Linked DNA regions of Homo sapiens: all the other regions are linked to region 2. A link is an interaction called in ENCODE POLR2A ChIA-PET data of the cell type or tissue named here. Cell type or tissue: GM12878. All regions are shown on one strand. Region 1 overlaps RETREG3 (reticulophagy regulator family member 3). Region 2 holds the start of PTGES3L-AARSD1 (PTGES3L-AARSD1 readthrough). Region 3 holds the start of COASY (Coenzyme A synthase).

The links. ChIA-PET counts read pairs that join two places held together with the same protein. Peaks named below come from ENCODE experiments on the same cell type or tissue, not always from the same donor. Only the 100,000 strongest peaks of a DNase experiment are listed, where the experiment ranks them.
Region 1: POLR2A ChIA-PET joins it to region 2 with 9 read pairs; 6 of 35 experiments call an interaction of 5 or more read pairs at or near these places.
Region 3: POLR2A ChIA-PET joins it to region 2 with 6 read pairs; 2 of 35 experiments call an interaction of 5 or more read pairs at or near these places.

Annotation. Positions count from the first base shown.
Region 1 is chr17:42,598,812-42,606,811 of GRCh38, reverse strand. All of the region lies in intron 1 of RETREG3 (reticulophagy regulator family member 3), which reads left to right. Among named protein-coding and RNA genes, the nearest start is that of RETREG3, 6.6 kb to the left of the region's middle. In GM12878, no CTCF peak of the experiment used is centred here; a DNase peak (open chromatin) is centred at 3,334; H3K4me3 peaks cover 3,026 bases; H3K27ac peaks cover 446 bases.
Region 2 is chr17:42,980,481-42,988,480 of GRCh38, reverse strand. It overlaps PTGES3L-AARSD1 (PTGES3L-AARSD1 readthrough), which reads left to right and starts at 7,953. Exons shown (of 17, transcript NM_001136042.2): 1 at 7,953-8,000. It overlaps RUNDC1 (RUN domain containing 1), which reads right to left and starts at 7,916. Exons shown (of 5, transcript NM_173079.5): 1 at 7,407-7,916; 2 at 1,067-1,225. The coding sequence starts at 7,904. RefSeq lists a silencer at 7,600-7,849 and an enhancer at 7,920-7,989. In GM12878, a CTCF peak has its summit at 7,552; DNase peaks (open chromatin) are centred at 3,050, 7,160 and 7,970; H3K4me3 peaks cover 3,535 bases; H3K27ac peaks cover 2,900 bases.
Region 3 is chr17:42,555,135-42,563,134 of GRCh38, reverse strand. HSD17B1 (hydroxysteroid 17-beta dehydrogenase 1) reads right to left here. Exons shown (of 6, transcript NM_000413.4): 6 at 7,921-8,000. It overlaps COASY (Coenzyme A synthase), which reads right to left and starts at 987. Exons shown (of 9, transcript NM_025233.7): 1 at 1-987. The coding sequence starts at 512. RefSeq lists enhancers at 462-651, 662-911, 6,638-7,185. In GM12878, no CTCF peak of the experiment used is centred here; a DNase peak (open chromatin) is centred at 1,054; H3K4me3 peaks cover 2,537 bases; H3K27ac peaks cover 2,153 bases.

The DNA of each region.
Region 1 (8,000 bases), 380 kb after region 2:
TTGCCCAGGCTCGTCTCAAACTCCTGACCTCAAAGCAATCCACCTGTCTCAGCCTCCCGATGTGCTGGGATTACAGGTGTGAGCCACTGCACTGTACCGGGCCTTAAATGGATTTTTAAACCAAAGATTTATGAATGCAAATGAATTAGTAGCATGTATGCTGTTCTTTTTGAGGAGGGGACCTTTTTTTTTTAATTAATTTTTGTTTTTTGAGATGGAGTCTCGCTCTGTCGCCCAGGCTGGAGTGCAGTGGCGCCATCTCGGCCCACTGCAAGCTCTGCCTCCCGGGTTCACGCCATTCTCCTGACTCAGTCTCCCGAGTAGCTAGGATTGCAGGCACGCGCCACCACGCCCGGCTAATTTTTTGTATTTTTTTTTAGTAGAGACGGGATTTCACCGTGTTAGCCAGGATGGTCTCAATCTCCTGACCTCGTGATCTGCGAGGAGGGGACCTTTCTTCTGCCGCTTGTCTGAGAGAGGTTTCTGAAGCAGAATGTGAGGTTGAGGTCTGCACATAAAGAGCTGCTGTGACTGGGACATATCTTTAGATGTTACAGCTAGCTTTAATTTGCTGGCCTCTACCAGTGTTTACTTAAGCTTATTAACATGCTATGTTTAGAGGCTCACTTAGAACCCCTTTTGTACTCTGGGTCTCTTAAAGCATTGCTGTGATTGGTCTTTATCTTTGGCATTTCCTAGTAGCTTGTCTGTTGTGTATCCAGAACACAGTTACTCTTGTTACAGTCCCATCACATTTTAAGAAGGTGCAGGAGAGAGACAACAAAATGAGGATGTGACTTTTTTTTTTTTTTTTTTTTTTTGAGATGGAGTCTCGCTCTGTCACCCAGGCTGGGGTGCAATGGCGTGATCTTGGCTCACTGCAACTTCCACCTCCTAAGTTCAAGCGATTCTCCCACCCCAGCCTCCCGAGTAGCTGGGATTACAGGCACCCACCATCACGTCTGGCTAATTTTTGTATTTTTGTAGGGCAGAGTTTCACCATGTTGGCCAGGCTGGTCTTGAACTCCTGACCTCAGGTGATCCACCCACCTCGGTCTCCCAAAGTGCTGGGATTACAGGTGTGAGCCACTGTCCCTGGCCGACAATGTGACTCTTGAGACTAAAAGAACAGTTGGGTATGCCATTTCTGGAGAGGACTCCTACATGTGAAAGGCACAGATACTGTTAAGTCCCCAGAAACTTGGATAGTCTGGCATTGGAGTTCACAGAATTGTTTGGGGAAATGAGCTTCCTTGGTAGGTAATTAGAGATTTAAAATGAAATTTGGGCTTCACATTCTAGTAGTGTCATATTGAGTATGAGTGTTGACATTTCGCTTAGAAATGTGGAAGAGTGACTGACTGTTCAGTTAACAAACATTTTAAATGTTTAAGAAAGGGAGGAGGATCATTAGCTCAAGTCAGAAAAATCAAATCTGAAATATTTAGTTTCTCTTTTATTGTATTGAATAATGGGACAAAAATGACATATCATTAACTGAGATTTTTATGCATTTTGAGGTATTAGGAGATAGGAGTACAAAAAAAAACCCATCAGAATTCAGGTAGGTAGCTCTTAATTTTCAGTGTTTTGTATCCTCAGTCATATTTTGCCGTAACTGTGAATATGCCCTCTTACATCTTAAAAAAAAAAAAAAAAGATGGAGATAGATGTAGATACCTTGTCACCATAGTATTCCAAGGTTTTCATACTTTTTTTTTTTTCAGGTACCAGAGAATTTATGGTGGCCATATCAGAGGTCTTCCAGCCTAGATTACTTCTGGTCACTGATCTGTTATTGTCTCTAGCATAATAATAGAAATGTCAGGCCGTTCCTTCCAATAGCTTGTGTTTTCATTAGTCTCAACCTCATCTGTGAATGAGTGATTTGGGGGAAGAATGTGAGAGTCAACAAGCATGTATCCTGACAGGATCAGAAAAGAACAGGTTTGGGTAACTTTTTGGTTTGACTTGTACTCTGAGATCAGAGGAGGGTAAATGAACACTGGAAATGTGTGAACTCCAAGCTCCCTCTCCCACCTAACATGAAGAGATAGTTCAAGGAGGCCTACATAACTGCTGAGCTCTTTCAGTTTTTTTTTTTTTTTTTTTTTTTTGCTGGGGAATCGGGGGTTGTTGGGCTGGACAGGGTCTCCCTCTGTTGCCCAGGCTGGAGTGCAGTGGCACAATCATAGCTCACTGCAGCCTCTACCTCCTGGGCTCCAGCAGTCCTCTTGCCTCAGTCTTCCAAGTAGCTGGGACTAGAGGCACATGCCACTGGGCCCAGCCTATTTGCAAAACTTTTGTAGAGACAGAATCTCAATATGTTGCCCAGGCTGGTCTCAAACTCCTCATCTCTAACAGCCCTCCCGGCTTGGTCTCCTAAAGTGCTAGGATTACAGGCATGACCCACTGCACCTTGACTGCTTTGTGGTTTTTAACAATCTGTGAATCTACATAGTCTATGAATTAGGAATATTGTTTTGGAGCAGTCCACAAGCTGAGTCCCAAGTAGAGATCTCTGTTGGGATCTGCTTTTTGCAGTCACTAGTCTCAGTGAACCATACTGTATTTCTAGGAGGTTATTATAGAATTTGTTATTTCACAAATGAAATGTAAAAATTTTATTTTTGTCCGCCCCCCCAAAAAAATAAATAAATAAAAATGACCCAAAAAAGTGATTAAGGATATACAGCAATTCTGAGTTAGAAGGTTAGGATTTGAGTAAAAAATAATAGAAACAAGAAATGGAAGATGGGGAGCCCATTTAAGTAGAGATATTTGTTCTGTTAAAAAAAATCTACACATCTGATTTCTTTTCTTTTTTTTTTTTTTGAGACGGAGTCTCGCTCTGTCGCCCAGGCTGGAGTACAGTGGCGCGATCTCGGCTCACTGCAAGCTCCACCTCCCGGGTTCACGCCAGTCTCCTGCCTCAGCCTCCCGAGTAGCTGGGACTACAGGCGCCCGCCACCATGCCCACCTAATTTTTTGTATTTTTAGTAGAGACCGGGTTTCACCGTTTTAGCCAGGATGGTCTCAATCTCCTGACCTCGTGATCCGCCCGCCTCGGTCTCCCAAAGTGCTGGGATTACAGGCGTGAGCCACCGCGCCCGGCTACACATCAGATTTCTAATGAAATCTGTTGAGTGAATGTTCCTGATGATAGTCTTTGCAGGGTTCTTGTCTTTGTGAGCCGAGAAGACTCCCAAGGATGCCTTGGTTTATTTACTTCCCCTCTCTTTACCTTTAGTTTTTATCTGCCCTAATTGTATGGTTGAGTGCTTTCTCTCCACTGTTAGCAGCTAGCTGATTTCATTTCTGGTTTTTTTGCAAGCAACAACTGTCACTGCATGATATAGGTTGGGTTAATTTTTCCTTTGAATTTACCGGTGACTTGGGCTCATTAACCAGGCGGTCACAAGTGCTGTACAGTAACAGGCTTTCTGTCCCTGTAGAATGGGATGCTTTGTTTTGAAGTGCCCTTGAGACAATCTTAATCTGTAATAACAAAGGAACCTAGAAATCATGTCTTTGAAAATAGACATGTGGTCATTATTTATGATTATAGCAAACTTTAATTTACTGGTACTAATAGTGAGGCTCCATGGTATAGTTAATCACAAAAGTTTATGTTTGGTTCTGGAATTTCTCACGATGTTTCTGGACACCAATTGCTATTCCAGGGATATTTTATTTAGACTGATCATTTAATTGGATTTTAGTCCCTGACAGAGTGGAGGGACAGTTCACAAAAGGGGAAAAAAAAATCAATGGATATATAAAATTTCACTCTCACAAATAAGAAAAGAATTCAAATATATGTAAATGGAAATTATTTACTAATTTCTATCTTAAGTTTTTTTTTTGGCGGGGGACAGGATCTCACTGTCGCCCAGGCTCGAGAGCAGTGGTGTGATCATGGCTTATTGCAACCTCAACCTCTGGGCTCAAGCCATCCTCCCACCTCAGCCTCTCAGGTAGTGGGGACTACAGGTGTGTGTCACCACACCTGGTTAATTGTTTTGTATTTTTCGTAGAAACAAGGTTTCACCATGTTGCCCAGGCTGGTCTTGAACTCCTGGGCTCCAGCAGTCCACCCACCTTGGCCTCCCAAAGTGCTGGGATTACAGGTGTGAGCCTCCACACCTGGCCTTAAGTATTTTTAATGATCATAATTAATTCTGGGGAAAATATGGAAAAATGGGCATATGGCTGATAGGAACATAAATTGGACAGCCTTTCTAGCAAGTAGTTTGGTAACATATTTTAAGCCACTTAAGAAGCTTTTCCAGGGCTGGGGGAAATGGAGAAAGAATACTAATGGGTATGGGTTTCTTTTGGAGTGATGAAAATGTTCTGAAATTACATAAGGCTATTAGTCGTACAGCATTGTGATTTTTTTTTCATCTCTGCTGCTGGCAGATGAATTGAAAGAGAATTTTATCGTATACAAACCATTATCTCAATAAAGCTATTTTCTTACTTTTTTTTTTTTGAAACGGAGTCTTACTCTGTGGCCCAGACTGGAGTGCAGTGGCATGATCTCAGCTCACTGCAACCTCTGCCTCCCAGATTCAAGCAGTTCTCCTGCCTCAGCCTCCCAAGTAGCTGGGACTACCGGCGTGCACCACCATGTCTTGGCTGATTTTTGTATTTTTAGTAGAGATGGAGTTTCACCATGTTGGCCAAAGTGGTCTTGAACTCTTGACCTCAAGTGACCCACCTGCCTCGGCCTCCCAAAGGCTGGGATTACAGGTGTGAGCTACGGTGCCCGACCAATAAAGCTATTTGTTTAAAATAGTTAATGCCTTTGACCCAGTAACATGCTCAGTGATGTATAGTTCAGCTTTTATTACATCAAAAAATTGGAAACTTTTGGCTGGGCGCAGTGGCTCATGCCTATAATTCTCAGCACTTTGGGAGGCCGAGGCAGGCAGGTCACCTAAGGTCGGGAATTCAAGACCAGCCTGACCAACAATGGAGAAACCCCATCTCTACTAAAAATGCCAAATCAGCCGGGCATGGTGGCGCATGCCTGTAATCCCAGCTACCTTGGGAGGCTGAGGCAGGAGAATCCGTTGAACCTGGGAGGCAGAGGTTGTGGTGACCCGAGATCGCGCCACTGCACTCCAGCCTGGGCAACAAGAGCAAGACTCCGTCTCAAAAAAAAAAAAAAAAAAAAAGTTGGAACCTTCTTAGTTTATTTTTCGTTTATTTTTCTTTTCTTTTTTTTTTTTGAGAGAGTCTCGCTCTGTCTGTTGCCCAGGCTGGAGTGCAGTGGCGCGATCTCGGCTCACTGCAAGCTCCGCCTCTCAGGTTCACGCCATTCTCCTGCCTCAGCCTCCCGAGTAGCTGGGACTCCAGGCGCCCACCACCACTCCCGGCTAATTTTTTGTATTTTTTAGTAGAGCCAGGGTTTCACCGTGTTAGCCAGGATGGTCTCGATCTCCTGATCTCGTGATCTGCCTGCCTCAGCCTCCCAAAGTGTTGGGATTACAGGCTTGAGCCACCGTCTTAGTTTATTTTATTTTATTTGAGATGGAGTCTTCCTGTGTTGCCCAGGCTGGAGTGCAGTGGCACAATCTCAGCTCACTGCAACCTCCGCCTCCCGGATTCAAGCAGTTCTCCTGCCTCAGCCTCCTGAGTAGCTGGGATTACGGGCACCCGCCACCATGCCTAGCTAATTTTTGTATTTTTAGGTAGAGATGGGGTTTCACCATGTTGGCCAGGCTGGTCTTGAACTCCTGATGTCAAGTGATCTACCTGCTTCAGCCTCCCAAAGTGCTGGAATTACAGGTTTGAGCCACTGCGCCTGGCCCATTCATTGTTTTTTTTGAGAGAAGGTTTCACTCTGTCACCCAGGCTAGATTGCAGTGGTGTGATCATGGCTCACTGTACCCTGGAACTCCTGAGCTCAAGTGATCATTCCACCTCATGGCTGATGAGACCACAGGAGTTCATCACCACATCAGGCTAATTGTCTATGTATTATGTGAAAAAGTTTTAAAACCATAGTGTTTTTATATGTGAATTTTTTAATGAAGAGAATAGCCTGTCTTCACACTTTTTAGAGTACATATGTGGATAATGGATCATTTTAAAAATATTTTATTATGGAAAGCTTAAAACATGTGTAAGTAGGCAGAATAATATTGTGTGCCACCATGTACATAATATTATTTTTTTCAATTCCTGGCCAATTTTGTGTCTTCCATACCCCAGTTCTTTTCTACGTCTTCCTTATTGTTTGACACAAATTATTGATGTGTCATATCATTTAATCTAGGTATTTCAGTATATTTTTCTGAAAAAGAGACTTTAAGAAACATCTGCCATCATTATCACATGCAAAAAATTAATGATTCTAGTCAGTGTTCACATTTCCAATTTTCTTATAAATGTCATAAATGATACTTTTTTTTTTCTTTTCGAGACAGGGTCTTGCTCTGTCTCCCAAGCTGGAGTGCAGTGGCACAATCAGAGCTCACTGCAACCTCAACCTTCTGGCTCTAGCAATCCTCCCACCTCAGCTTCCCAAGTAAATGGGAGTACAAGCGTGCACCACCACACCTAGCTAATGTTTTTCTTTTCAGTAGAGATGAGGTCTTGCTGTGTTGCCTAAGCTGGTCTCAAACTCTTTGACTCAAGTGATCCTCCTGCCTCGGCCTCCCAAAGTATTGGGATTACAGGCTTTAGGTACCACATGTGGCCTGTTGTGTGTGGTTTTATTTGTTGTTTTTTTTTTAAACTCTTTTTTTCCCCACAAACCAATTTGTTAGTGTTTAGGTGGTTTTTTCTGTTTTGCTTTTTTGTTTTTTGAGATAGGGTCTCGCTCTGTCACCCAGGCTGGGGTACAGTGGCACGATAACGGCTCGCTGCAACCTCAGTTTCCCGGACTCAAGCTGTCATCCCACCTCAGCCTGTTGAGTAGCTGGGATTACAGGTGCCCGCCACTATGCCCAGCTAATTTTTTGTATTTTTAGTAGAGACGGGGTTTCGCCATGTTGGCCAGGCTTGTCTCGAACTCCTGACCTCAGGTGATCCACCTGCCTTGGCTTCCCAAAGTGCTGGGATTACAGACGTGAGCCACCATGCCTGTACTTTTTTTTCGATAAACATGAATTCATGTTAGTTGTATAATTTTTTTTTTTTTTTTTTGAGACGGAGCCTTACTCTGTCACCCAGGCTGGAATGCAATGGCACAATCTCAGCTCACTGCAACCTCTGCCTCCTGGGTTCAAGCGATTGTCCTGCCTCAGCCTCCTGAGTAGCTGAGATTACAGGCATACACCACCACGCCCGGCTAATTTTGTATTTTTAATAGACATGGAGTTTCTCCATGTTAGCTAGGCTGGTCTCAAACTCCCGATCTCAGGTTATCCACCCACCTAAGGCTCCCAAAGTGCTGGGATTATAGGCATGAGCCACTGTGCCCAGCCAACAACCCTATTTCAATTTTTCCAGCCTACCACCTAAAGGATACTGTGACTATATGTAAGATTAAAGAATAAAAGCAGTTTAACAGAAATAAGCCTCTAGAGCTGCCTCAGGCCATTGATCTTCTCTCTAAAGCCAGTGCATCATCCCAACAAACAAGCACATTTAACAAGGCCAAGGAGAAGAGCTCTAGGGTTTCTTGCTCCCCAGTGCTGCTGCTTCCCTTCCCCAGCAGCAGCACATGGCATCGCTGTTTTCTCCAGAGTACTTGAAAGGGCTCTCTAGGGAGGCTTGCCAGACTGTTGGCAATTTCCCCTTCCCAGAGCACGATTACTAACACAAATAGAAACTAGGGTAGGGAAAGGATATTAAGCTCTCCTAAGAAGGTTGGTTTTCCAGAGATGATGGCAATAAAAACATATCCCTTATAATAAACTGGTAAACATTAAAAAAAAAAGACTGTTTTCTAAGACCTGGACTATTTAAATTGCTTGTTACAGCCCTTACCTTCCATTCTTATAAGCTATGCTTCAATTCAATTCAACATACCTTTGAGTACCTGT
Region 2 (8,000 bases):
AGGAGCTCAAGACCAGCCTGGCCAACATGGTGAAATCCCATCTGTACTAAAAATACAAAAATTAGCTGGCCATGGTGGTGGATGCCTGTAATCTCAACTACTCGGGAGGCTGAGGCAGGAGAATTGCTTGAACCCTGGAGGCGGAGGTTGCAGTGAGCCAAGATCATGCCACTGCACTCCAGCCTGGGTGACAAACTGAGACTTTGTCTCAAAAAAAAAAAAAATCTGATATCGTAAACTCCAGCCCAGCCAGAAAAACAGCCACAGCACAGGGGTAGAGAAACATGCAGGGGAGGTTGTAACTGTATCTCTACCAAGAGATTTACCTGTCTACCCAGGTCTTACCTAAATAAATACAGTATTAAAGTCAGTCTGGATTCCTGGCATGTTTATCAAAAGGTAGTGAGTAGTAGGAAAAAGCTAGATTACGGCCAGGTGCGGTGGCTCACGCCTGTAATCCCAGCACTTTGGGAGGCCAAGGTGGGCAGATCACCTGAGGTTGGGAGTTCGAGACCAGCCTGACCAACATGGAGAAACCCCATCTCTCCTGAAAATACAAAATTAGCCCAGCATGGTGGCGCCTGCCTATAATCCCAGTTACTTGGGAGGCTGAGGCAGGAGAATTGCTTGAACCCAGGAGGCAGAGGCTGTGTTGAGCTGAGATTGTGCCATTGCACTCCAGCCTGGGCAACAAGAGCAAAACTCCACCTCAAAAACAAAATAAAACAAAACAAAAAAGCTAGATTACATTGTATGATGGGCCCAAGTAGAATTTTTTAAGTGATCAAATGAAGAAATTATTGTTATATTCTTATTTCTATTATTAATTACAATCACCAAAAAGAAATAGCTCAATTATCGTATTACAAAACTTTGGAATCTGTGTTTTCCATGTGTGAGCAAAGAAAGGTTCCTCATAGCAGTAAAATTTCCCTTTGATTTGGGCCAGCAGAGGGATTCTCAGTAAGGCCAAAGGAGAACTGAGCTGAGAGAGGATGCCCTGTGAATGCTGGAAGGGACAAGTTAACCTCGGGCAGTGGTGGAGGTTCCTCTGGGGTCTGCTCACCCGCTGTCTTTCCAACACCACGGACTGTGGCAGCGAGTCATAACTGCCCTCTTGATAGGCAAACGTTTCCAGGTCATCTAGCTGGGTCTTGAGCTGCAGTATCAGTTCTTTCTGCTTCTCCCTTTGGGTTTCCAGACGCTCTTGCTTTTCCTGCTCACTCTAAGGCAAGAAAATAATTGGGTCTATTATGCAGGCAAAGGGAAACTCAGGGCACATTAAGAATCTGCTCGAGCCAGTAATGACCAATAAAATATAAGATGTTTCCAATAATCCAAATGAAATACACAATTCATACGATAGATTCAAAAGTAAGAATAATTATTTCATCCTAGGCAATTTGTCAAATGGGTGTTTTCTTTAAGAAACTATCTGTCCCTCATTGGAAATAGGATATTAATACAATGAGGCTTTTTGTTAAGACTGCCTTTTTTCCCCCAAAGGTCTAGTTAGGGTAGAGACAATCTATCTCAGCCAAGATAGCCTCCCAGGAATTAAGACATGCCATTCTCCACAGCCAGTTACCATAACACAACTCCTGATTACTCTGTGCAGCCAAATTTTGCAAAAGAATCTGGGGTAAGGGTGTGGAGAGAGGCTTTAAAACTCATAACCAGCTGGCCGGGCCCGGTAGCTCACGCCTGTAATCCCAGCACTTTGGGAGGCCGAGGCGGGTGGATCACGAGGTCAGGAGATTGACCATCCTGGCTAACACAGTAAAACCCCGTCTCTACTAAAAATACAAAAAAAAAATTAGCCGGGTGTGGTGGCGGGCGCCTGTAGTCCCAGCTACTTGGGAGGCTGAAGCAGGAGGATGGCGTGAACCCGGGAGGCGGAGCTTGCAGTGAGCAGAGATCGCGCCACTGCACTCCAGCCTTGGTGACAGAGCGAGACTCCGTCTCAAAAAAAAAGAAAAAAACTCATAACCAGCTTTCCTAAGGTTCACCAAAGTCCCTTTGATGTACGATAGACCACTTCTGAAAAATCAAAAGAATCAAACGCACCAGGAGTGGTGTCTCACGCCTGTAACTGCAGCACTCTGGGAGGCCAAGGCAAAAGAATCACTTGAGCCCAGGAGTTCGAGACCACCCTGGGCAACACAGTGAGACTTCATCTCCACAAAAAAATTTTTAAAAATTAGCTGGGCATGGTGGTGCATGCCTGTAGTCCCAGCTACTTGAGTGGCCGAGGCGGGAGGATTGCTTAAGCACAAGAGGTCAAGGCTTCACAAGACCCTGTCTCAAAGAAAAAAAAAATTAGCCAGGCGTGGTGGCATGGTGGTCCCAGTCACACAAGAGGCTGGGACAAGATGATGGCTTGAGTCTAGGAGGTTGAGGCTGCATTGAGCTTTGTTTTCACCACTGCACTCCAGCCTGGGCAATAGGGCAAGACTCTGTCTCAAAAAACCAAAACCAAAAACAAAAGAGTAAAAGGCAAGTGCCTAGGCCAGTGAAAAAAAACCAAAAGCCACATAATGGGGATGTGAAGGTAACAACGTTTTTAAAAAAAAGTATCTGTAAGTTTTGCTGACTAGTGACTCCTTTTTCAACTGTTGGCCACCAGTAGTTTCTGCATTTCAACTAATAAAAATGCTTCAGGGTGGTAAAGTCTTGTCAACGTATTCTCAAACACTGGTTCTTCCTTGTCTTTCTTGAGTCTCAAAAACAAAAAGCAAAACCAGCAAATCATTTGTAGGGGCAAGGCTGCGTCTTAAACTAGAAGTCTACAGCGTATTACATTTAACCTTAAAACGGTACTTACCAAGCCCTGAAGAAGTAAGTAATGAGAGAGAAGAAATGAAAAAAAAAAAAAAAAGAAAACAACAAATTAACTTTTTGTTTAAGTATTTAAAATGCAATCCTCTTGCTTTAACTTTGCTCAACATGAAAGCAAGCCTTTTCTCAGGGCAGTCCCTCTGTAATCCTTTCAGAGCGCAGTTGCATACTGTTAGAACCCTATCCCACTTCCCCATTTGGTGAAGGCCTAGTTCTCCTTTAAGAGGCTTCCTGATTTCCCCAGGCATAACTAAACATTTCCTCTAGAGGTTGTTCACACTTCTAGTCTAGCTCATATCACATTATTTGTTTAGGATTCTGTCTCTTCTAGTCTATGAACTCCTTAAGGACAAAGGTTTTGACTTTGAACCACAAATGCCAGGCACAGTGTCTGGCACAAGATAAGTTCTCAACATGCATTTGTTGTATGTTACTGAACTGAATTAAGGAAAGTATGGCCGAACGCAGTGGCTCATGCCTGTAATCCCAGCACTTTGGGAGGCCAAAGCAGGCAGATCACCTGAGGTCAGGAGTTCGAGACCAGCCTGGCCAACATGGTGGAACCCCGTCTCTACAAAAACTAGCCCAGTGTGGTGGCACGTGCCTGTAATCCTAGCTACTTGGGAGGCTGAGGCAGGAGAATGGCTTGAACCCAGGAGGCGGAGGTTGGAGTGAGCCAAGACCGCAGCATTGCACTCCAGCCTGGGTGTCACAGCAAGACTCTGTGTCCAAAAAAAAAAAAAAAAAAAAAAAGAAAGAAAGAAAAAGAAAAAGAAAAGAATGACAAATTCCAAATAATGAACTCTGAGTGGAGAAAGTTGTCTAACCAGCCTAAGGAGAAAGAACTGTGGAAAAGTCTTTTGTTTTTGTTCTCACTGTTACCCAACTTTATGTCAGGGAAGAAAGAAATCAGCCATAAATTTTGATTCCATTTTCATGACCAAGTCTGTTGAACTCTGTCACTTGCCATGGTAGCTACGATATGCTATTTGCTGGAGTGTGGGCAAACAAGAGAGAACAATGAGCTCTGGTGCAAAGCAGGAAATAACATAAATCATTTCCAGTATGAAGTAAGATAAGAGAAAATATTGGTTTAAAATATTTGGGGTTGAGGTGGGTGGATCACTTGAGGTCAGGAGTTCGAGACCAGCCTGGCCAACATGGCAAAACCCTGTCTCTACTCAAAATACAAAATTTAGCCGGGGATAGTGGCACATGCCTGCAGTCCCAGCTACTAGGGAGGCTGAGGCAGCAGAACAGCTTGAACCTAGGAGGTGGAGGTTGCAGTGAGCTGAGATCATGCTACTGCACTCCAGCCTGGGTGACAGGGCCAGACTCTGTCTCAAAAAAAAAAAAAAAAAACTGGGGGCCAGGTGCAGTGGCTCATGCCTGTAATCCCAGCACTTAGGGAGGCTAAGGTGGGAGGGTGGCTTGAGCCCAGGAGTCAGAGACCAGCTGAGCAACATAGGGAGAGCCCCACCTCTACAGAAAAAATATATTTTTTAATTAGCTAGTCATGGTAGTGTGCGCCTGTGGTCCCAGCTACTTGGGAGGCTGAGCTGGGAGGATGGATTGAGCCCAGGAGGTTGAGGATGCAGTGAGTTGTGATCATGCTGCTGCACACCAGCCTGGGCAACAGAGTGGAAAATAAAAATTTAGGGCCGGGCACGGTGGCTCACACCTATAATCCCAGCACTTTGGGAGGCCGAGTCGGACAGATTATGAGGTCAGGCGTTCGAGGCCAGGAGTTCGAGACCAGCCTGGCCGACATGGCAAAACCCCATCTCTACTAAAAATACAAAAATTAGCCAGGCGTGGTGACGGGCACCTGTAGTCCCAGCTACTTGGGAAGCTGAGGCAGGAGAATCGCTTGAACCCAGGAGGCGGAGGTTGCTGTGAGCCAAGATGGTGCCACTGCATTCCAGCCTGGGCGACAGAGTGAGACTCTGTCTCAAGAAAAAAAAAAAAATTGGCGGGGTACAGTGGTTCATGCCTGTAATCCAGCACTTTGGGTGGCCAAGGTGGGTGGCTTGCTTGAGCCCAGGAGTTCAAGACCAGCCTGGGCAATATGGTGAAACCTCATCTCTACAAATACAAAAACTAGCTGAGCATGGTGATGCTCGCCTGTGGTCCCAGTTACTCGAGAGGCTGAGGTAGGAGGATCTACTGAGCCTGGGAGTCAAGGCTGCAGTGAGTCCTGATCATGCCAGTGCACTCTAGCCTGGCAACAGAGTGAGACTCTGTCTCAAAAAAAAAAAAAAAAAAAAGGAAAAAGAAAAAAAAAGGTAAGTGGTAAGAAGTAAATCATTCAGTTCAATGATATTCCCTACTCTGGTCCTACCTGTTCACCTGTCAATGTATTCAATGTATAAATACAAGATTACAACTTGTAGGTGGATTGAGCACTACTTTTTTTTTTTTTTTTTAAGGTGGTACAATGTTTCTTTTGCCTTTTTTTTTTGAGACAGGGTCTTGCTCTGTTACTCAGGCTGGAGTGCAGCGGTATGATCATAGCTCTCTGCAGCCTCCAACTCCTGGGCTCAAGTGATCCTCCTCCAGCCTTCGCCTCCCCAAGTGTTGGGATTACAGTCATGAGCCACTGCACACAGTCTTTTTTTTTTTTTCAGTTTTTAATTTTTTGTGTGTTTTTTTTTGAGACAGAGTTTCACTCTTGTTGCCCCAGGCTGGGGTGCGATGGCACGATCTTGGCTCACCGCAACCTCTGCCTCCCAGGTTCAAGCGATTCTCCTGCCTCAGCCTCCCGAGTAGCTGGGATTACAGGAATGTGCCACCATGTCTGGCTAGTTTTTTTTTTTTTTTTTTGTATTTTTAGTAGAGACGGGGTTTCATCATGTTGGTCAGGCTGGTCTCGAACTCCCAACCTCAGGTGATCCGCCCGCCTTGGCCTCCCAAAGTGCTAGGATTACAGGCGTGAGCCACTGCGCTGGGCTAGTTTTTAATTTTTATGGGTACATAGTATGTGTATATATTTATGGGGTACATGAAATGTTGCTACAGGCATGCAATGTGTCATAATCACATCATGGAAAATGGGGTTGGCCTACTGTTTCTAAAGGTGAAAATGAACAACAGAGTTTCCTATCATGTAGAACCTTTGGTGCTGTCCACCCCTTTCTAGCCCTTAAATCTGACAGTTTGAGGTGGCTGCTCCTTGTGTAAGGAGTTGCAGGTATGTGGAGAAGGGTGGAACAGTAAACACAGGATTGCACTGGAAACAGTTCAGACTAAAATAAACAAATCATTATCTGCTTGATAAATCTTCTTGGCTAAAACCAATGTAAGTGGGAAGAAAGCCACATGTAGATTGTAGTTTGAAGAATAAAATGGTGAAAAGGGATGGGGCATGGTGGCTCACTTCTCTAATCCCAGCACTTTGGTAGGCTGAGGAGGGCAGATCGCTTGAGCTCAGGAGTTCGAGACCAGCCTGGGCAATGTGGTGAAACCCCGCCTCAACAAAAAATAAACAAAATTAACTGGGTGTGGTGGCACACACCTGTAGTCCCAGATACTGGGGAAGCTGAGGCAGGAGGATTGCTTGAGCCCAGGAGGCAGAGGTTGCAGTAAGCAGAAATTGCGCCAATGCAGTCTGGCCTAGGTGACAGAGTGAGACTCTGTCTCAAAAAAAAAAAGTGAAAAGGCAGTGTACCTCAACACTTCCAATAAAGCCAGCACTTTGTGCACTTCCAGAGATGCAAAGCTTGTAAGGAAACGTTTACCTGGTGTCTTATACATAGTTTCACTACTTCTGGGGTAGGCACACTGAATCGATCTTGTCAGTTATCAGAGGACCTCATTCAGAATGCCTAATGATTAAGCAGGATGGAGGAAGAGTTTAAAAATTTCAACATTATAGCCTGCACGGTGGCACACGCCTGTAGTCCTGAGGCTGAGGCGGGAGGATGGCTTGAGACCAGGAGTTCGAGACCAGCCTGGGCAACATACCAAGACCCTCCCGTCTCTTAAAAAGGAAAAATTCCAACATTAGGAAATTTATCTAATCAAGAGTTGTGTTTATTTCAGTTACTAAGAGACCCTGCTGTTAATCCAAACTCCCACCCAAAGAAGTGTAAAGACTGCCTAGATTTCAGGAAAGCAGGGACAGGGAGTTAACCTAAATTTCCACGGATTCCAACTCACTTTCCTTTCCTTTGCCAATTTTCCCAATCCCCAGAGTCGGGGTCCTCTAGCAGCCAAAGTGTTCAAGACTGAGATACGTGAGGGAAAGGTGAGTGGGCGCAGCACTGCTCTTGGCTGCTCTGCTGCCCTCTCAACGACTCACTTCGCTCACCGCTCCTCTACCACTCACGTCATCACGCACCGACATCTCTCCACATCCTCCGTGCACACCGCTCACCCTCAGGTTCCCAGGCCTCTGTCCTCTTGCCCTTCAGCCGGCCCCGCACTCCAGTCCCCTGGTCTCCGACACACGTACTCACCGACCGAGTCGGGGAGGCTTCTCCCCGCATGCACCATCATCCGGGTCTGGATCGCCACCCACACGACCCCACTATTCCCATATTCCTCGCGGCCCGGCTCCAGCCACTCACCTGGTCCTCGCCCCGCAACCATGGCCGGTCCCCTGGCAGCCCATCGCCCTCATCGCTGGCGGGGTCGCCGGGCCCTTCGTAACCTAGGACGTGAGGGCAGCCGCGGAAGGCGAAGTCTTCGAGCTCCCGCAGAAGGCGCTGCTGCTCCGCCGGCGCCCCGCGCACCACCTGGCGCAGGCGGAACTGCACCTGCGCGAAGTGCGAGGACAGCGCCAGCAGCGCCGAGTCCAGCCGCCGCCGCTCTGCCCGCAGCCGCCGCAGCGTCCGGCCCGGCGAATCCGGCGGGGAGCCCGGGGCCGCGCCAGGCTCCTCGGCCGTCGCCTCTTCTAAAAACGCGGTTGCCCCAGGCCGGGCCTCCGCCACCGCCCCCACTGGGGCCCAGCGCACCGCCTCGCACGGTGGCAGCGGCTCCTCTTCCTCCTCCTCTTCGTCTTTCGCCTTTGGCCCAACAGCCGCCACCACCGTTACCGGCTCTGCAGCCGCTTCGACAGCCGCCATCTTCCCGGAAACACCACCGCACGTCAGCCGCGCCCCCCTGCTGCCATGGCAACGGCGCGGTGGCCTGGAACCCCAGGGGAGTGGTGGGCGGGGCCT
Region 3 (8,000 bases), 430 kb after region 2:
GGTAAGGGGACATCCAGGGGCTCCACGGGCACTTCTCCTATCCCATAATCGGAGTATAGCAGCACCGAGGCCAGTCGCGGACAACAGCTGTAACAGCTGGTGGCGTAACGCACTAGCTGCTGTTTGACCGGGTTGTACTGGCTTCCATCCAGGGTCTGGAAATCTGTCAACACGACTTCTGGCGGGTGGGCGAGATTCTGGACTGAGGTGGGCAGGGGAGGGAGAAAGGTGCTCTTGGTTCGGATATTGGTCAGTAGGATTCTGACGTCCAAGTGCCTGTGGACGTCGGCGCCAGCATAGAGGTGCGTGATGAAATCAAGAACCTCAAACGTGGCCTGCACGGGGCTGGACTGGGGCTGAGCCGGGCCCTCCAGGCTCATGCCCGGCTGCAGGTGAACATAGAGTGTGTGATTCACCAGCCGGGCCGCCGAGGTCAGGATGGAGGCCAGGCGAGGGGCTAGGGAGGCCAGCGGCGTCGTCAGCACCAGGAGACCCGACCGGAATACGGCCATGCTGCCCAGGCCTGCGGACAGTCAGGGAGACGAGGCGACGGTGACTGAAGGGCCTGCGGCCGAGGCAGAGGCCTGTATGGGACCTTGGACCCCAGAGAAGGAGGCCTGGAGCAGGGACGGGGTTTCAGTGCTGACCGACAGGAGCCGGGGGAGGGGACGGGGCCTGGTAGACGGCGCCTCGGGGCTGTGCTCTAAGCCTTGGTGTCCTCATTTCTCAGACGGGGCGGTGACTTCGCTGAACTGAGTCGAAATCCTGGGAGGGGGAAACTGGACAGGAACCCTTGTCACAGGGCTGGGGATCCAAAAATCCTGGGCCCTCTTGCTAAGCTGCACCAGGGTCTTCAAGGAATCGAAGAGGGAGGCTAAAGGGGGACGCTAAAGCTCACGTCGGCCCCCTACTCACTGAAACCTCAAGGCTTGGGTTCCACTTGCACCACCGCGGAGGCTTCCCTGGCTGCAACCCGGAAGCACTAACGGAGAAACCGCAACTCGGAACTACGGAAACGGAGGAAGGTCAAACGTCTCGACTTCGCTTCAGCGCGGGATTCTCGCGAGATTTCCAGTGGCATGGGCTGTGTCCTGCTGATGGGGTGGGGCTGATCCCGAAGGCTCTGGGAGTGGGTGAAGCCTTGATGCCGATCGGACCCCCGCTGGGACCGGGCGGAGAAAGGCAAGGCAGGTTTCAAAGCCCATTTCACAGATTCCCTTCTGGCCTGATGAGGAGAGATTAGTTTCAGCCAGGCCACCCAAGAGGCATCGGCAAAGCCAGAACTAACACCCAGATTTCCTTCATTCCAGGGACAGAGGTGGGGAATCACAGGGCTGCGCTGTATTAGCCCTCCTAGTACCCTCTCAGTCCGAGGATTCTCACATGGGAGGCTACTGGACAGGTCTGTCCACGTACCCATTTCACAGATGGAAAAACTGAGGCCTTGTGTGTACCTGGCTGCTGTAGGAGGCTCTCGCACCACCCAGATCCTCTGATGCGCTTGTTTGCGGGGTCTCTGTGGACAGGAGAAAAAGGCAAAGGCTGATTGGGCGCGGTGGCTCACGCCTGTAATCCCAGCACTTTGGGATGCCGAGGTGGGCAGAGCATCTGAGGTCGGGAGTTCGAGACCAACCTGACCAATATGGAGAAACCTTGTCTCTACTAAAAATACAAAATTAGACGAGCGTGGTGGCGCATGGCTGTAATCCCAGCTACTCAGGAGGCTGAGGCAGGAGAATCGCCTGAACCCGTGGGCGGAGGTCGCGGTGAGCCAAGATTGTGCCATTGCACTCCAACCTGGGCAACAAGAGCGAAACTCCCGGCCGGGCGCGGTGGCTGACGCCTGTAATCCCAGCACTTTGGGAGGCCGAGGCGGGCGGATCACGAGGTCAGGAGATCGAGACCATCCTGGCTAACACGGTGAAACCCCGTCTCTACTAAAAATACAAAAAAAAATTAGCCGGGCATGGTGGCAGACGCCTGTAGTCCCAGCTACTCGGGAGGCTGAGGCAGGAGAATGGCGTGAACCCGGGAGGAAGAGCTTGCAGTGAGCCGAGATCGCACCACTACACTCCAGCCTGGGTGACAGAGTGAGACTCCGTCTCAAAAAAAAAAAAAAAAAAAAAAAAGCGAAACTCCCTCTGGAAAAAAAAAAAGAAAAAAGAAAAAGGCAAAGGCTGGATACCTAGTGTGGGAGATTTACTGCGAAGCTAATGGGCGCTTGAAAGGCTGAGTGTGGAGGGGAAGCCAGGTTGCTATTAGAATACATCTCAGGTAAGTTGTGCATGGAGATCAAAAGGGAGAGAAGCCAGTCTCCAAGATTCCAGTAATGTGCCGTGGTATCCGAAACTTAAAAAAAAAAACAAAACTCACTTTTATATGTAATTTTGTGTTTATCTTTTGTATTCTTGAAGACGGTCTCCAAAAGCAAATAAGCCCCCAGCCCCACAAAACCTGGGCTTATGATGGAGAAAAGGAGATGCTATTTTAGATAAGGTGATTCAGGAAAACAGCAAAGACCTGGAGGAAGAGATACAGTCAAGGAGGGAAGAGTTGTAGAGCCACAAAGGTATTAAGGGACCAGGCTTCTCACAGGAGACATGTTAGATTTAAAGATAGGGTCTGATTTGAAGACACAAACAGCAAAGGCTGCCAGAGAATGTCCCAAGACATCTGGACACACAGTCTGACACACCACATACAGAGTCATTTTTATTGAGTAAATGTGTATTTTACTGCCTCCCACAGGGATGGACCAGTGAACAAAACAATGTCCCTGCCATCCTGGGGTATAGAGTACTGTGTGTCTTGGGGTTGCAGACAGGAATCATGCCACCATAAATAAATCTATAATACATGGCCAGGCGCGGTGGCTCACGCCTGTAATCCCAGCACTTTGGGAAGCTGAGGCAGGCAGATCACCTGAGGTCAGGAGTTCAAGACTAGCCTGGCCAACATAGTGAAACCCCGTCTCTACTAAAAATACAAAAAATTAGCTGGGTGTGGTGGCGGTACTTGTGATTCCAGCTACTCAGGAGGCTGAGGCAGGAGAATCGCTTGAACCTGGGAGGCAGAGATTGCAATGAGCCGAGATCACGCCACTGCACTCCAGCCTGGGTGACAGAGAGACTCCGTCTCCAAAAAAAATAAAAATTAAATTAAAAAACCCAAATCCATAATATATCTACTGGTGATAAAGGATAAGAACAAAAGTAAAGCAGAGTAAGGGAGCTATAGTGGAGAAGCTGAGAGGCTATTTTAGATAAGGTGGTTCAGGAAAACAGCAAAAATCTGAAGGAAGACATAGAATCAGAGATCAGGGAATGTGACCCAGAGGGGGCCAAGTACAAAGGCCCTGAGGCAGGAGGGCTGAACTGGGTGATGTAGATGGAGATTGGTGGGAGATGAGATCAGAAAGGGGGCAGGAACCAGATCAAAGAAGGTCTTGGAGAGCTTTGGGGAGAACCTTGGTGCTATGGTTCGAATGTCCCTGCCACAACTCATGTTGAAATAAAAAATTCAATTGCTACTGTCTTAAGAGATGGGACTTTTTTTCTCTTTGAGACAGGGTCTCACTCTTGTCCCCCAGGCTGGAGTGCAGTGGGTTGATCATGGCTCACAGCAGCCTCAACTGCCTGGGCTCAAGCAGTCCTCTGCCTTGGCCTCCTGAGCAGCTGGAACTACAGATGTGTGCCACCACACCTGGCTAATTAAAAAAAAAATTTTTTTTTTCATACAGACAGGATCTTGCTGTGTTGCCTGGGCTGGTTTCCAACTCCTGAACTCAAGCAGTCCTCCCACTTCAGCCTCCCAAAGTGTTGGGATTACAGGCCTGAGCCACTGCACTGGGCAGGGTGGGGCCTTTAAGAGGTAATTAGGTCAGCTGGGCGAGGTGGCTCACTCCTGTAATCTCAGCACTTTGGGAAGCCAAAGTGGTGGATCTCAGGTGGATCACCTGAGATCAGGAGTTTGCGACCAGCCCAACCAACGTGGTGAAACCCCGTCTCTACTAAAAGTACAAAAATTAGCGGGGTGTGGTGGCATGCGCCTAAAATCCCAGCTTCTCAAGAGGCCGAGGCAGGAGAAAAAAAAAAAAGATAATTAGATCATGAGGGCTCTGCCCTCTTGAATAGATAAATACTGTTATCATGGGAGTGGCTCCTGATGGATGGACGACATTTGGCCCAATTTCGTGTCTCTCATTTGCTTCCACCTTCTGCCCTTCCATCCTGGGACAGCCCTTTGCCAGATACTGCATGAAGTTCTTGCACTTTCCAGCCCCTAAAACTGTGAAGCTCTGAGCAAAATAAACTTTGCTTCTTTTGTTTTGTTTTAAGACAGAGTCTCACTGTCACCCAGGTTGGAGTGCAACGGCATGATCTCGGCTCACTGCAACCTCTGCCTCCCAGGTTCAAGTGATTCTCCTGCTTCAGCCTCCTGAGTAGCTGGGATTACAGGCACCCACCACCACGCCCAGCTAATTTTTCTATTTTTAGTAGAGACAGGCTTTCACCAGGTTGGCCAGGCTGGTCTTGAACTCCTGACCTCAGGTGATCCACCCGCCTCGGCCTCCCAAAGTGCTGGGATTAAAGACATGAGCCACCGCACCCGGCCGAGTCTCACTCTTTACCCAGGCTGGAGTGCAGTGGAGAAATCTCAGCTCACTGCAACCTTCGTCTCCCGGGTTCAAGCGATTCTCCTGCCTCAGCCTCCCGAGTAGCTGGGATTACAGGCACAAACTACCACGCCCAGCTAATTTTTGTATTTTTAGTAGAGACGGGGTTTTACCATGTTGGCCAGGCTGGTCTCGAACTCCTGATCTCAAGTGATTCACCGGCCTTGGGCTCCCAAAGTGTTGGGATTACAGGCGTAGCCACCACACCTGGCCTCTTTCTTTCTTTTATGAGACAGGGTCTCCCTCTCTTGCCCAGGCTGGAATGCAGTGGTGTGCCCACAGCTTACTGTGGCCTCAACCTCCTGGGCTCAAACAGTCTTCCCATGTCAGCCTCCCAAGAAGCTGGGACTACAGATGTGTGCAACCACACCCAACTATTTTTTTTGTTTTTTCGTAGAGACGGGGTCTCACTTTGTTGCCCAGGCTCCCTTTTTTATTTTAAATTTTTTTTAATTTTATTATTATTATTTTGAGATGGAGTTTCACTCTTGTTGCCCAGGCTAGAGTACAATGGCGCAATCTCCACTCACTGCAGCGTACGCCTCCGGGGTTCAAGCAATTCCCCTGCCTCAGCCGCCTGAGTAGCTGGGATTACAGGCACGTGCCACCACGCCTGGCTAATTTTTTGGGTTTTTAGTAGAGACAAGGTTTCACCCTGTTGGCCAGGCTGGTCTTGAACTCCTGACCTCAGGTGATCCACCCGCCTCGGCCTCCCAAAGTGCTGGGATTACAGGCATGAGCCACCACGCCCGGCCAATTTTTATTTTTTTGAGACAAAGTCTCTGTTGCCCAGGCTGGAGTGCAGTGTCCCAATCTTGGCTCACTGCAGCCTCCACCTCCCTGGTTCAAGAGATTCTCCTTTGTCAGCCTCTGGAGCAGCTGCGATTACAGGCGCCCACCACCATGCCTGGCTAATTTTTATATTTTTAGTAGACACAGGGTTTCACCATATTGGCCAGGTTGGTCTCAAACTCCTGACCTCAAGCAATAACGTCCGCCTCAGCCTCACAAAGTGCTGTGATTATAGGCATGAGCCATCACGCCCGGCCCTGTCATTTTTAAAAGATCATTTTAAATGCACTGTGCTAATTTTACTGCTGATGGGCAAGAGTGGAATCAAGAAAACTAGTTAGGAGGCTACTGCTGTAATTGAAGGGAAAGATGACAGTGTGCAGTCTCGAATAGGGTGATTTTGGAATATGCTTTGATGAGCAAAGGTAGAGCTGTCAGTATTTGCTGCTGAATTGGTTGAAAGGTGAGAGAGACTGGAGTCAAGGACTACTCCAGGGTTTTTAAAACCAGTATTGGGAAAAATGGAGTTGTCATACAGTAAAGTAGAGAAGACTGGGGGAGGAGCCGGTAGGAGGACTGGAAATGTGGAATTGGGGTTTAGACACATTAAGTTCATTGCATCAGGTGGACGTGTTGTATTGAGTAGGCAGTTGGAGATACAGACCTGGAGTCTGTGGGAGACAGTGGGGTTTCTTTGGTGGGGGGGTCATCGGCATCTAAGTGCTATTCGAAGTCATGGGACTGCAGAAGATTATATTAACAATGTGAATATTCACAAGCTTGAAAAAATGAATGTACGGAAGAGAGGGGGTCACACTTTACCTCTTATTATCCCACCCCCAGGGGTGACCTTGTGAGCCACACCACACAGGTACACACATGCACGCATATGTACACACACTGTCACAGAGGGGCAAAGGGGGTTGGCGAGAGCGGGACTGAGAGCAGATCCCAGGCCTCAGAAACCCATGCCACCTGGGCCCCCTCCCTGTGGCCTTCCTGGATGCTGTAGGGATAGCAGATCTGTCTGGGTCAGCAGGTCAGGGCGACTGGCAGGAGGGGGTGGCTGGGAGGCCTCTTCCTCCAAGAGCAGGGGCAGCACATCATCCAACAGGCAGAGAAGACCCTCATCCGAGGTAGGGGCAGGTCAGGGTGGAGTGCCTGCCTCCTTCCCCCAGTGCCCCACACAAAGCTCCAAGAGCTCCAACAGGCTCCTGTCTGTTTCCACTTCCCAGGCTTTCTGTGGTCATGTCCCTGCCCACTCCAAAGGGCCATCCCCCTCAGCCTTGCCTCCCTCTCAGACCCAGCTGAATCCCTGCCTCGGTACCGCCCCCTCCTGGGGCACTCCTGCCCCCTTCCTCTGCTGCATCCTCACCTAGCCTCCTATCTGTTCACACCTCCCCTGCACCAGACCTCCACAGAAGTTCAGACAGTGGCTCTACAACCCTACTGGCCCCTATCAATGACTCCTGCCCCCCTGGGACCCTCCACTGGGCTCAGGAAAGACGGGCCATTGTAGCAAAGTAGCCAGTCCTGTAGCCCCAGCTGGACCTCCTGGTGAGGCAGCTTGCCAGATGGTGGGGATCGCTCAGTCCTCTGGGGCAGAACAGGGTGAGTGGGGCTGTCTCCCTTTGATTCACTTAGCCCTCTTTCTTCTTTACACATTTGCAAAATGTGACAGTAGTCATATTACTATTCATTCTAATAACAGTCCTTGCTGGCTATTAAACCTCTATACTAGCACTTTCAGGCATTATCTCCACCATTACTAAAACCGATTAGATAGGTATTATTATACCCATTTTACAGATAAGAAAGACTCAGAGGGCCGGTCGCGGTGGCTCATGCCTGTATGCCCAGCAATCTGAGAGGCCGAGGCGGGCGGATCACCTAAGGTCGAGAGTTTGAGACCAGCCTGACCAACATGGAGAAACCCCGTCTCTACCGAACATACAAAATTAGCCGGTATCCCAGCTACTTGGGAGGCTGAGGCAGGAGAATCACTTGAATCTGGGAAGCGGAGATTGTGGTGAGCCGAGATTGCCCCATTGCACTCCAGCCTAGGCAACAAGAGCGAAACTCTGTCTCAGAAAATAAAAAAAAAAGAAAGAAAGAAAGAAAAGAAAGACTGAGAGAAAGCAAGGAACTTGCCTGAGGTCTCATGGCTAATGGGGTCCAAGTCACAACCTGACTCTACCCCAAGCCAATTCCCACCTAACTCCTCCTGCAGATGCCCCTTGGTTATCCAGAGACTGTGTCTGGCCTTTAATATGGACTTGAGGTGTGATCCTGGGCTGGCTTCTTTCTGGACCTTGGTTTCTGAGTTTTTCGGTTGGTTGGTTCATTTGATTAATTGACAGGGTCTCACTCTGTCACCCAGGCTGGAGTGCAGTGGCCCCATCATGCTCACTGCACCCTCCAACTCCTGGGCTCAAGGAATGGTGCCACTGTGCTGATTTTTAAATTTTCTTTATTTTTGTAGAGATGGGGGTCTCACTGTGTTGCTCTGGCTGGTCTCCAACTCCGGGGCTTG